2 separate regions of the Homo sapiens genome follow, and region 2 is linked to region 1. Evidence: chromatin contacts called from ENCODE Hi-C or POLR2A ChIA-PET data. All regions are on one chromosome and are shown on one strand. Each heading gives the region's core, a stretch centred on a gene start or an enhancer-like site at or near the end of the contact. The rest is flanking DNA. Distances are from core to core; before and after follow the strand shown.

Evidence for each region. Hi-C counts contacts between places; a loop is a spot of excess contacts on that map. ChIA-PET counts read pairs that join two places held with the same protein, here RNA polymerase II (POLR2A). Pooled maps may share reads with other maps.
Region 2: a map of CD8-positive, alpha-beta T cell shows a loop between it and region 1 (2.8-fold over the local background). The contact joins the enhancer-like site here to the promoter of AP5B1 in region 1. A Hi-C loop is called at or near these places in 1 of 168 maps with a recorded cell type or tissue (CD8-positive, alpha-beta T cell), 3 of 37 single-sample maps with no recorded cell type and 5 of 50 pooled maps. POLR2A ChIA-PET finds 5 or more read pairs at or near these places in 4 of 52 experiments (HCT116, activated B cell, activated T-cell and 1 more).

What each region holds. Positions count from the first base shown.
Region 1 is chr11:65,778,712-65,782,897 of GRCh38, reverse strand. AP5B1 (adaptor related protein complex 5 subunit beta 1) reads left to right here and starts at 1,922. Exons shown (of 2, transcript NM_138368.5): 1 at 1,922-2,456; 2 at 2,556-4,186. The coding sequence starts at 2,307. RefSeq lists enhancers at 551-1,208, 1,938-2,840 and silencers at 1,469-2,208, 2,249-2,428, 2,579-2,848.
Region 2 is chr11:65,539,450-65,544,148 of GRCh38, reverse strand. LTBP3 (latent transforming growth factor beta binding protein 3) reads left to right here. Exons shown (of 28, transcript NM_001130144.3): 17 at 600-722; 18 at 925-1,044; 19 at 2,421-2,549; 20 at 2,856-3,023; 21 at 3,195-3,278; 22 at 3,535-3,663; 23 at 3,767-3,904; 24 at 3,996-4,136; 25 at 4,268-4,429; 26 at 4,521-4,601; 27 at 4,690-4,699. Among named protein-coding and RNA genes, the nearest start is that of LTBP3, 17 kb to the left of the region's middle. RefSeq lists enhancers at 2,971-3,020, 3,237-3,531 and silencers at 3,271-4,030, 4,081-4,280. Within about 2 kb of position 3,173, at least 37 of the 41 ENCODE cell types and tissues checked have a DNase peak (open chromatin) inside an H3K27ac peak, as active enhancers do; they include CD8-positive, alpha-beta T cell and HCT116, where a contact is called at or near this core.

The DNA.
Region 1 (4,186 bases), core at 673-3,172:
AGGGGAGCAGACAGGTGAGAACAGGGCCCATCCAGGGACCTGGACACCCAAGAGGGCCGAGGGTACCTGGTGTGGGGGGAGGACCAGGTCAGATGCAACAAGGGGCTGTTTGTGGAAGTCGAGGCTCCACCTCTGAGGGGCTCTGTGACTGAGAGACCGTACCTCTGTGGGCTTCCCTTTCCTCATCTGATACCCACTCTCGGTACCTGGGGTTGCTGTGAGCCTCAGTAAGTCCATGCGGATTCGTCCACTGCAGTATTGGAGACCACAAGTGGGTTCCCTCCCTCCAGACCCTCAGCCTCAAGGAGTCAAGACTCAGGCAGGAGGTGTGCAGAGGCCACGCTGTCAGAGGCTGAGCCGGGGCCAGAGCCAGTGTCAGGCCCCCTGATCCTTGGAAACCTGTCTTCTCAACTCTGCAAGAAGTTTAATGATCATTCCTGCCTCACCGTGAGGGTGGTGAGGGCCGGGGATGTGCAGTTACCAGCACCCTCTGGGCTCAGACAGAGAAACCAGACTGGCTCCTACTGCAGGCTGCCTCCCCTCCCCAGGGCTGCTCTCATCCTGCCTCTTTCATCTTGGGTTTAATTAGCCAGGCTGCCTCACCCCACAGCCTCTTGGGTGGGAGTTATCACTCCCATTTTATAGATGGGGAAACTGAGGCACCTAGAGGGAAGTAGTTTGGGGCTGCTGCCTGTGAGTCAACTGTGGAGCCAGGGCCTAGAGGAGCCGGGACCGGGCCTTCTGGCTGGACCTGTCCCTCCGAGTGGGTCTCTATCTCTCCATCCCCAAGGGCACCCAGACAGCCTCCTTTTTGGCACTCTCCACCCCTCAACTCTCCACCACCTCCCATCTGGAGCAGGATGGGGTAGGGAGAGGCCAGCTGGCACTGGCTTGCATGGGGGCTCAGGCCTGTTTCATCTTCAAAGCGGCTAATTGGAGCCAGAGGGGTGGTGAGGTTTGGGCGCCGGCGGTTCTGTGCCCTGGAAACCGGTGGTCTGTGGGGCACCTGCAACCTGGGCCTCTGGCCTGGGAGAGACCGCCGCCCAGACCCCCGAATGCCCCCAAACAGCCAGAATCCAGCCCACTGAAGTCTGGAGTGCTGGGTTCCGGCCCGGCTTGGCCCCAGATCTCGGTTGGCAAGGCCGCCCTCCTCCTGGGCCTGTTTTCCCCATCGCTAGGCATGCCTCGAGCCCCGTGACCGGCCAGGCCCTGACAGCCCGCACTTCCCGAGTATGGATCCCGTTGTTTTCGACTTAGGGCCCTGCCCCGCCCTCGCCGTCACGACCCCTGCGGGCCGCCAGCGCGGCCTCGGGCAAACAAAGGTCAGAAGCTCCTGGCTGGCCGCAACCGCGGCGCCGGCTCCTCGCCCCCAAGCCGAGCGGGCTGGGGGCCCGGGCAGGCGTCAGGGAAGCGAAGCCAAGCCCTGCGGCGCCCGCCGGACCGGTTCAGCTGGGGCGCTTTTCCTGCGGGCGCCCTGCGACCGCACCTTGGTCACCCCCAGGGGCCACTCCGGGAGCCCCAGGACCCGCACCCACGCCCCCCGGGGCCGCGCGTCTGGCGCAGGGTGCGGTGTGCCCGGGCGCCGGCGGGGGGCGCGCTGGCTGCCGCCCTGCGCGGCTTGGCGGGCGCTGGTGGGACCGGGCCGCTGTCCGCCGAGGGCCGCGGGATCGCAGCCCTGCGCCGCGGTACCCGGCATCTGGGGCCCAGGCCCACCCCGCTCCGCCACCCCTACCCACTCCCCTCCGCCTTTCCTGCCCCGGCCTGCGGCGGTTTCGGGGAAGGGGGCCTGCGCGGCGGGACAGTTAGTCAGCCCCCGCGAAACCTGCGAGTCGACACCTGCGGGAGGCGGTGGCCCCGTTACGCCCCGCCCCTCCCCGCCCGGACTCGGCCGCCCCCGCGCCGCGCCCCGCCCCGCGCCGCCAGCCCGGAAGGAGCCGGCCGGCCTGAGTGCCCGCGGCGGCTGAGTCAGGCGGCGAGCGCGGCCCGTTACCGCCGGCGCCGGGGGCCGGGGTGGCGCTGTGGTTTCGGTGCGGGCCGCGGGCGGGAGGGAGGCGGCCTAACGAGCTCTCGGCACGCACCCTCCCCCGCCCTGCTCCTGTCCTGTCCCGCGAGGGCCCCGGCGCCCAGCTCTGGCGTCGGCCCCGAGAGCCCTGGTCTCACCGTGGGAGCCGGGCGCGGGTCCCGCCGGCATCTGCGCGGCGTCTGGGGGTGACCGCAGCCCCTCGGGGTCGGCAGCGGGCCCCGCGCTCCCGGTGGCTGCGGCCTGAGGGTCCCTCTTCCCTGCGCAGGGGCCCGCGCGCCTCACCATGGGGCCCCTGAGCCGGGACGCCTGGGCCCAGCGCTTGGGGGCCTTCCGGGCCAGCCCGTCTGCCTTCATGGCAGGTCCCGAGGGGGAGGATTTGGGTCGCGACCTGCTGAGCGACCTGAGAAGTGAGAAGCTGAGCGAACAGACCAAGGTAGGCCCCCACGCGTCCCCTGCGCCGTTCCGCAGGGTCACCCCAGCCCGCCGCGTCATGAACCTCATCTTCGTGATTCCCTCCTAATCCCCCATCCAGGTTTCCCTGCTGGCCCTGAGCATGGAGTACCCTGCGCAGCTGTGGCCCGACGCCTCTGCGGCCGAAGTGGCCGCCACCTCCCTGTTGGACACCTTGGTCCTCCTACCCCCGCGGCCCTCAGCTCTCCGTCGGCCACTGCTGCTGGCGGCCACCACTGCCCTGGCGGCGGGCGGCGCGCTGGGCCCCACCTCGGGCGCCTCCTGCCGGCTCCTGCCCCTACTGCTCGGCCTGGCCGCGGGTAGCGATCTGGGGCGAGGCTTTGTCCCCGCCTCGGAACAGCGCCCCTTGCAGGCCACGGCCTGCGAGTGCCTGCGAGAGCTAGAGAGCTGCAAGCCCGGGCTGCTGGGGGGCTCCCTGGGGTTGCTGCGGGGCCTGCTGGGGCAGGAAGGCCCTGTCCAGCCACTCAGCCTGTTGCTGGCCCTCGCTTTGCGCAACACCTTGGTGCTCCAGTCCCGGGTTGGGGCTGGCCTGGGGGGACTGCTCACGGATAAGGTCTCCCCAACTGGGGGTGGTCCCTGGGATTGGACACTAGTGGAGGAGGGCGATGGACGCCTTCAGCCCCAGGCACCCAGCTGGCCGGCAGCTGAGGAGGGAGAGGGGGAGCGTAGCCTTACAGCACGAGAGCACAGCCCTGAGGAGGCGCGGGAGCTGCGGGCTGCGGTGATCCAGCTTCTGGACACCTCCTATCTGCTCACTCCTGTGGCCCAGGCCCAGCTCCTGTGGCTGCTGGGCTGGGCCCTGCGGGGTCTGCAGGGACAGCCACCGGCACTCTTCAAGCCGCAGCTGGTACGGCTGCTAGGCACAGCACAGCTGACACTGTTGCACGCCATGCTTGCGCTCAAGGCGGCCTTTGGTGAGGCCTTGTTCACAGCCCAGGATGAAGCGTTGCTGCTCCGCCGGCTCACCTTGGCTGCCCAGCACCCTGCTCTGCCTCCGCCCACCCATCTCTTTTACCTTCACTGCGTCCTGAGCTTCCCTGAGAACTGGCCGCTGGGCCCTGAAGGTGAGGAGGCTGCCCCACTGCTGCTAGGGCCCCAGCTATGCCGTGGTCTCCTGCCCAGTCTCCTGCATGACCCAATGGCCCTCCTGGCCCGCCTGCATTTACTGTGCCTGCTCTGTGCCGAGGAGGAAGAAGAGGAGAAAGGCCAGCTTCCAAGCCCACGGCACTACCTGGAAGAGCTGCTGGCTGGCTTGCGGCAGCGGGCAGCCCTGGATGGGGGCCCCCGGGCCTTGGCCACTCTCTGCTTCCAGGCCTCGTATCTGGTGGCCTGCTGCCTGGCTGGGCAACCTACGGTGCTGACCCCCTTGATCCACGGACTGGCCCAGCTGTACCAAGCCCGGCCCATGCTGGCTCCCCACTTTGTGGACCTCTTGGATCAGGTGGACTCTGAGCTGAGGGAGCCCCTGAAGGTGGTGTTGCGGCAGGTGGTGGTGTCCAGGCCGGGCAGGGATGAAGCTCTTTGCTGGCACCTGCAAATGCTGGCAAAGGTGGCAGATGGAGATGCCCAGAGTGCTACCCTCAACTTTCTACAGGCCGCGGCTGCCCACTGCACGAACTGGGACCTACAGCAGGGCCTGCTGCGGGTCTGCCGGGCGCTGCTGCGGGCAGGGGTGAGGGGCGGCCTGGTCGA
Region 2 (4,699 bases), core at 1,924-4,423, 240 kb after region 1:
GAGGTCAGAGGCTGACCTGGTTGTCCACGCGGATGTTCGAAACTCCCAGGATGGAGAGAAAAACAGAGCAGGAGGAATGAGGAAGGTGGGTGCTGACAGCCACAGGAGGACTGAGGCTGCAGGAGGCCGGCGGCACCTCAGAGGCCGAGCTCAGGCTTGGAGGGGTCTGGGATGTGGGCAACAACTGGCTCCATCAGAGAGGCCTCAGGAAAGTGTGTCCCGGGGGAGGGTCAAGTTCCTTTACTGCATGAGCAGAAGAAAGTGGGAAGAACAAGGATAGGGAGTTTATCCCCAGAGGAAAAAGGGAGCCATGGCAGGTGAGGGAAGGGTGGGAGCAGCAGTGAAAGCGGCTGGGGCAGGGAGAGAGGGCGGGGGAGGCTGGGGAGGCTCTTTAGCATCAGACCTGGCCTAGGGACCCTGGCAGCACCTGACCTGGTCGTCAGGGCACTGTGTGCCACCCAGAAGCAGGGTGAGGCCTGTGCTTCTGAGTGCTGCTGGCCTCAGCTCTGGTGCTCCAGGCCATGCGCAGAAGTGAGAAAACAGTAGTAGAAACCCAAGACCACCCAGCCTGGTCCTCTGACACCCCCTATGCCCTGCAGATGTGGACGAGTGTGAGGCTGGGGACGTGTGTGACAATGGCATCTGCAGCAACACGCCAGGATCTTTCCAGTGTCAGTGCCTCTCTGGCTACCATCTGTCCAGGGACCGGAGCCACTGCGAGGGTGAGGGATCTTAGAGCTGGGGTGCTGACCTGTCCCTCCCTACCCCAGGACCCCCACCCCCCAGGGTCCAGTCCTAATCCAGATCTCAGTTGGGGCATAGGGGCGTGGGACTGACCCAGGGCTCTGGGAGAAAGCTTTGGCTGCCTCAGGCTGGGGTTGGTGATCAGCCCCTGAGATTCTCCACCCCTTCCATCCCCTACAGACATTGATGAGTGTGACTTCCCTGCAGCCTGCATTGGGGGTGACTGCATCAATACCAATGGCTCCTACAGATGTCTTTGCCCCCAGGGGCATCGGCTGGTGGGTGGCAGGAAATGCCAAGGTATGGGGGACTGGCTGAGGGTTCCTGAGGGATGTGGCAGGGAGCAGTAATTCCCTAGACACACTGTGGCCTTTCTCCATCCATCCATCCACCCATCCAACCATCCTTCATCCATCCATCCATCCATCTATCCATCCATCCATCCATCCATCCATCCATCCATCCATCCATCCTTCTATCCATCCATCCTTCCATTCATCCTTCCACTCACCCACCCATCCATCTGCTCAGCCTTCCAGTCTTTCACCTAGAATAACAATGATCACAGTAAACATGACAGTTAGTGCTATCGTGGTGCTTACTATGTGCCAGGCACTCTGTTAAGCTCTTTACAGATATTAATGTATTGGTCTTCCCCATCAACTCACCCATACACATGCATTCATCCAACAAAAGTTTAGGCTGAGTGCAGTGGCTCAGGCTGGGGGCGGTGGCTCATGCCTGTAATCCCAGCACTTTGGGAGGCTGAGGCGGGCGGATCATGAGGTTAGGAGTTCAAGACCAGCCTGGCCAATATGGTGAAACCCCATCTCTACTAAAAATACAAAAATTAGCCGGGCGTGATGGCGCACGCCTGTAGTCCCAGCTACTCGGGAGGCTGAGGCAGAAGAATCGTTTGAAGATGGGAAGCGGAGGTTGCAGTGAGCCGAGATCACGCCACTGTACTCCAGCCTGGGCAGAGAGTGAGATTCCATCTCAAAAAAAAAAAAAAAAAAAAAAAAAGTTTATTGAGCACCTACTATTTTCCAGGTTCTGTGCTTTGTACTAGGTAATCAACAATCACCCAGGGCTCCCAGCTAGGGGAGGCCAACATGTAAACTGATTCTGACAGTTCAGGGTCCTGGGTGCCAAGAAAGGTATAGACTAATGATTAATTGCAATGGGGAGGTGAATGTTGAACTGGACTGAAACGTAAGTAGGAGTTCCCTAGGCATGGGAAAGGCAAGGCACGAGAAGTCATTCCAGGACCAAAGAGCAGTAATTGCAAAGCATAGAGATCTGGAAGGAGCTAGTTGTGTTTACAGAGGAGGGGAGGGTGCCCTGAGCACAGAGTTGGGGAGTGGAGGGTGGTCTAGAGTAAGGCGTGATGAGACCTAAAGGTATCGGAAGCTCAATTGCATTTGAGGCCTTTCCATTTGGGCTTCTGATACTTTTAGGTTTTGTAAGGTTAGTGGGAGCCACTGAAGGTGTTATGAAGGACAGCAGCTAATGTCCACATGCACATTCAGACACATGCACAGACACAGCAGACTTCCTGCTGTACATACTTTGAAACCAAAGTGGAAATTCAGGTTCTGAACTTGTGTGAGGCCCTTGAGGTGCAGCCCCAGGGAAAGAGGGGCTGGGTTTCCAGCTGCGCTACTCTTGCCCCGCAGACATAGATGAGTGCAGCCAGGACCCGAGCCTGTGCCTTCCCCATGGGGCCTGCAAGAACCTTCAGGGCTCCTATGTGTGTGTCTGCGATGAGGGCTTCACTCCCACCCAGGACCAGCACGGTTGTGAGGGTGAGTGTCCTCCCAGCTCCTCCCTCGGACTGGACAACTCCCCTGAGCTGCAGCTGGGATTCAGAGATGTGTCCTGGCCCCACCCTCCTAAATTTGGGGAACCGGAAGAAATCTCTTTTGGCTGGGGGAGTCTGGTGGGGCCAGACGATGAAGGGTCCAGAACACCACGTTGAGAACAGAGCCAACTCTCAGGAGGAGGCTAAGGGGAGCCAGGGAATGTGGGGGGAAAGACCTGTGGTGGGTGGGCAGGGTGGACAGGGCCAAGGGGGGTCTGTGCACAACCCTGAGCTGCCGTCTGCCCCTCAGAGGTGGAGCAGCCCCACCACAAGAAGGAGTGCTACCTGAACTTCGATGACACAGTGTTCTGCGACAGCGTATTGGCCACCAACGTGACCCAGCAGGAGTGCTGCTGCTCTCTGGGGGCCGGCTGGGGCGACCACTGCGAAATCTACCCCTGCCCAGTCTACAGCTCAGGTCAGGAGCCGGGCAGGCCCCTTCCCAGATCTTCAGTTTCTTCATCTGGAAGCCAAATGTGGGAAATGGCGCCCCCTGGCAGTTGGGAAATAGGCGGCGGGCTGCAGCCCTAAGCCCACGCGCGCGCTCAGTCCTGCCTCTTCCCTCCCCACGGCCGCCCTGCCCCTGCAGCCGAGTTCCACAGCCTCTGCCCAGACGGAAAGGGCTACACCCAGGACAACAACATCGTCAACTACGGCATCCCAGCCCACCGTGGTAAGCGCCCTGCGGCTCCGCCCGCCCCGCGCCCTCTCACCCCGGGTTGGGCTCGCCCGGATCCCGCCGGGACTCGCTGGGTCAGCTGCCCGCGCCGGGTAAGCCCCGCCCGCACCTTCCTCGCAGGCCCCGCCCTGTAGGCCCCGCCCCTCCTGTAGGCCCCGCCCGGGGATGGCTTCGCTCCGGTGGTGCGCCCAGCCCACGCCTCCGGGCTGCAGCTGCGGGACCGGAGCGGCCAGTGTTTGTCACCCCGCAGACATCGACGAGTGCATGTTGTTCGGGTCGGAGATTTGCAAGGAGGGCAAGTGCGTGAACACGCAGCCTGGCTACGAGTGCTACTGCAAGCAGGGCTTCTACTACGACGGGAACCTGCTGGAATGCGTGGGTGAGCTCCGCCCCCCGGCGGCCGTGGGGAAGCGGCAGGGAGACACGCGCCACCGCGCCCATCCCGGGCCTGCCCCTGCTACCCACGCTTTTCCTCCCTGCAGACGTGGACGAGTGCCTGGACGAGTCCAACTGCCGGAACGGAGTGTGTGAGAACACGCGCGGCGGCTACCGCTGTGCCTGCACGCCCCCTGCCGAGTACAGTCCCGCGCAGCGCCAGTGCCTGAGCCCGGAAGAGATGGGTGAGGCCCGGGCCGGGGAGTGGGGTACGCGGGAGGGGCGGGGCCCGGGCCGAGCTGTGACGGCCCCCACCCACCCCCTCGCTGTTCGTAGACGTGGACGAGTGCCAGGACCCGGCAGCCTGCCGCCCTGGCCGCTGCGTCAACCTGCCGGGCTCCTACCGCTGCGAGTGTCGCCCGCCCTGGGTGCCCGGGCCCTCCGGCCGCGATTGCCAGCTCCCCGAGAGCCCGGCCGGTGAGGGCGAGGGTTGGCCTTGGCCGATCCCGGGGCCCTGTCCGTCACGTGGCCCCCGCGCAGGTGGGGTGGGGCGGAGGCGGGCGGTTCCTGCCTTGGGCCCCTCCCCTGATGCCAGGTGTCTTCCGCAGAGCGTGCCCCGGAGCGGCGCGACGTGTGCTGGAGCCAGCGCGGAGAGGACGGCATGTGCGCTGGCCCCCTGGCCGGGCCTGCCCTCACCTTCGACGACTGCTGCTGCCGCCAGGGCCGCGGCTGGGGCGCCCAATGCCGACCGTGCCCGCCGCGCGGCGCGGGTAAGGCAGTCGGGGAGGAGTTGGCCGGGAGCGAGGATGGGGGCCAGGGCCCGGGGACCCGGACGTCGCTGACCAGTTCTGCTCCTCCCAGGGTCCCATTGCCCGACATCGCAGAGCGAGAGCAATTCCTTCTGGGACACAAGCCCCCTGCTGTTGGGGAAGCCCCCAAGAGGTGAGTGCTGCCGGGTCGGGCGGTGGCGGGGTTGGTAGCCTTTGGCCGGGGCTCAGTGTTGAAGTCCATATTGTTCCGGGCCACGCAGATGAGGACAG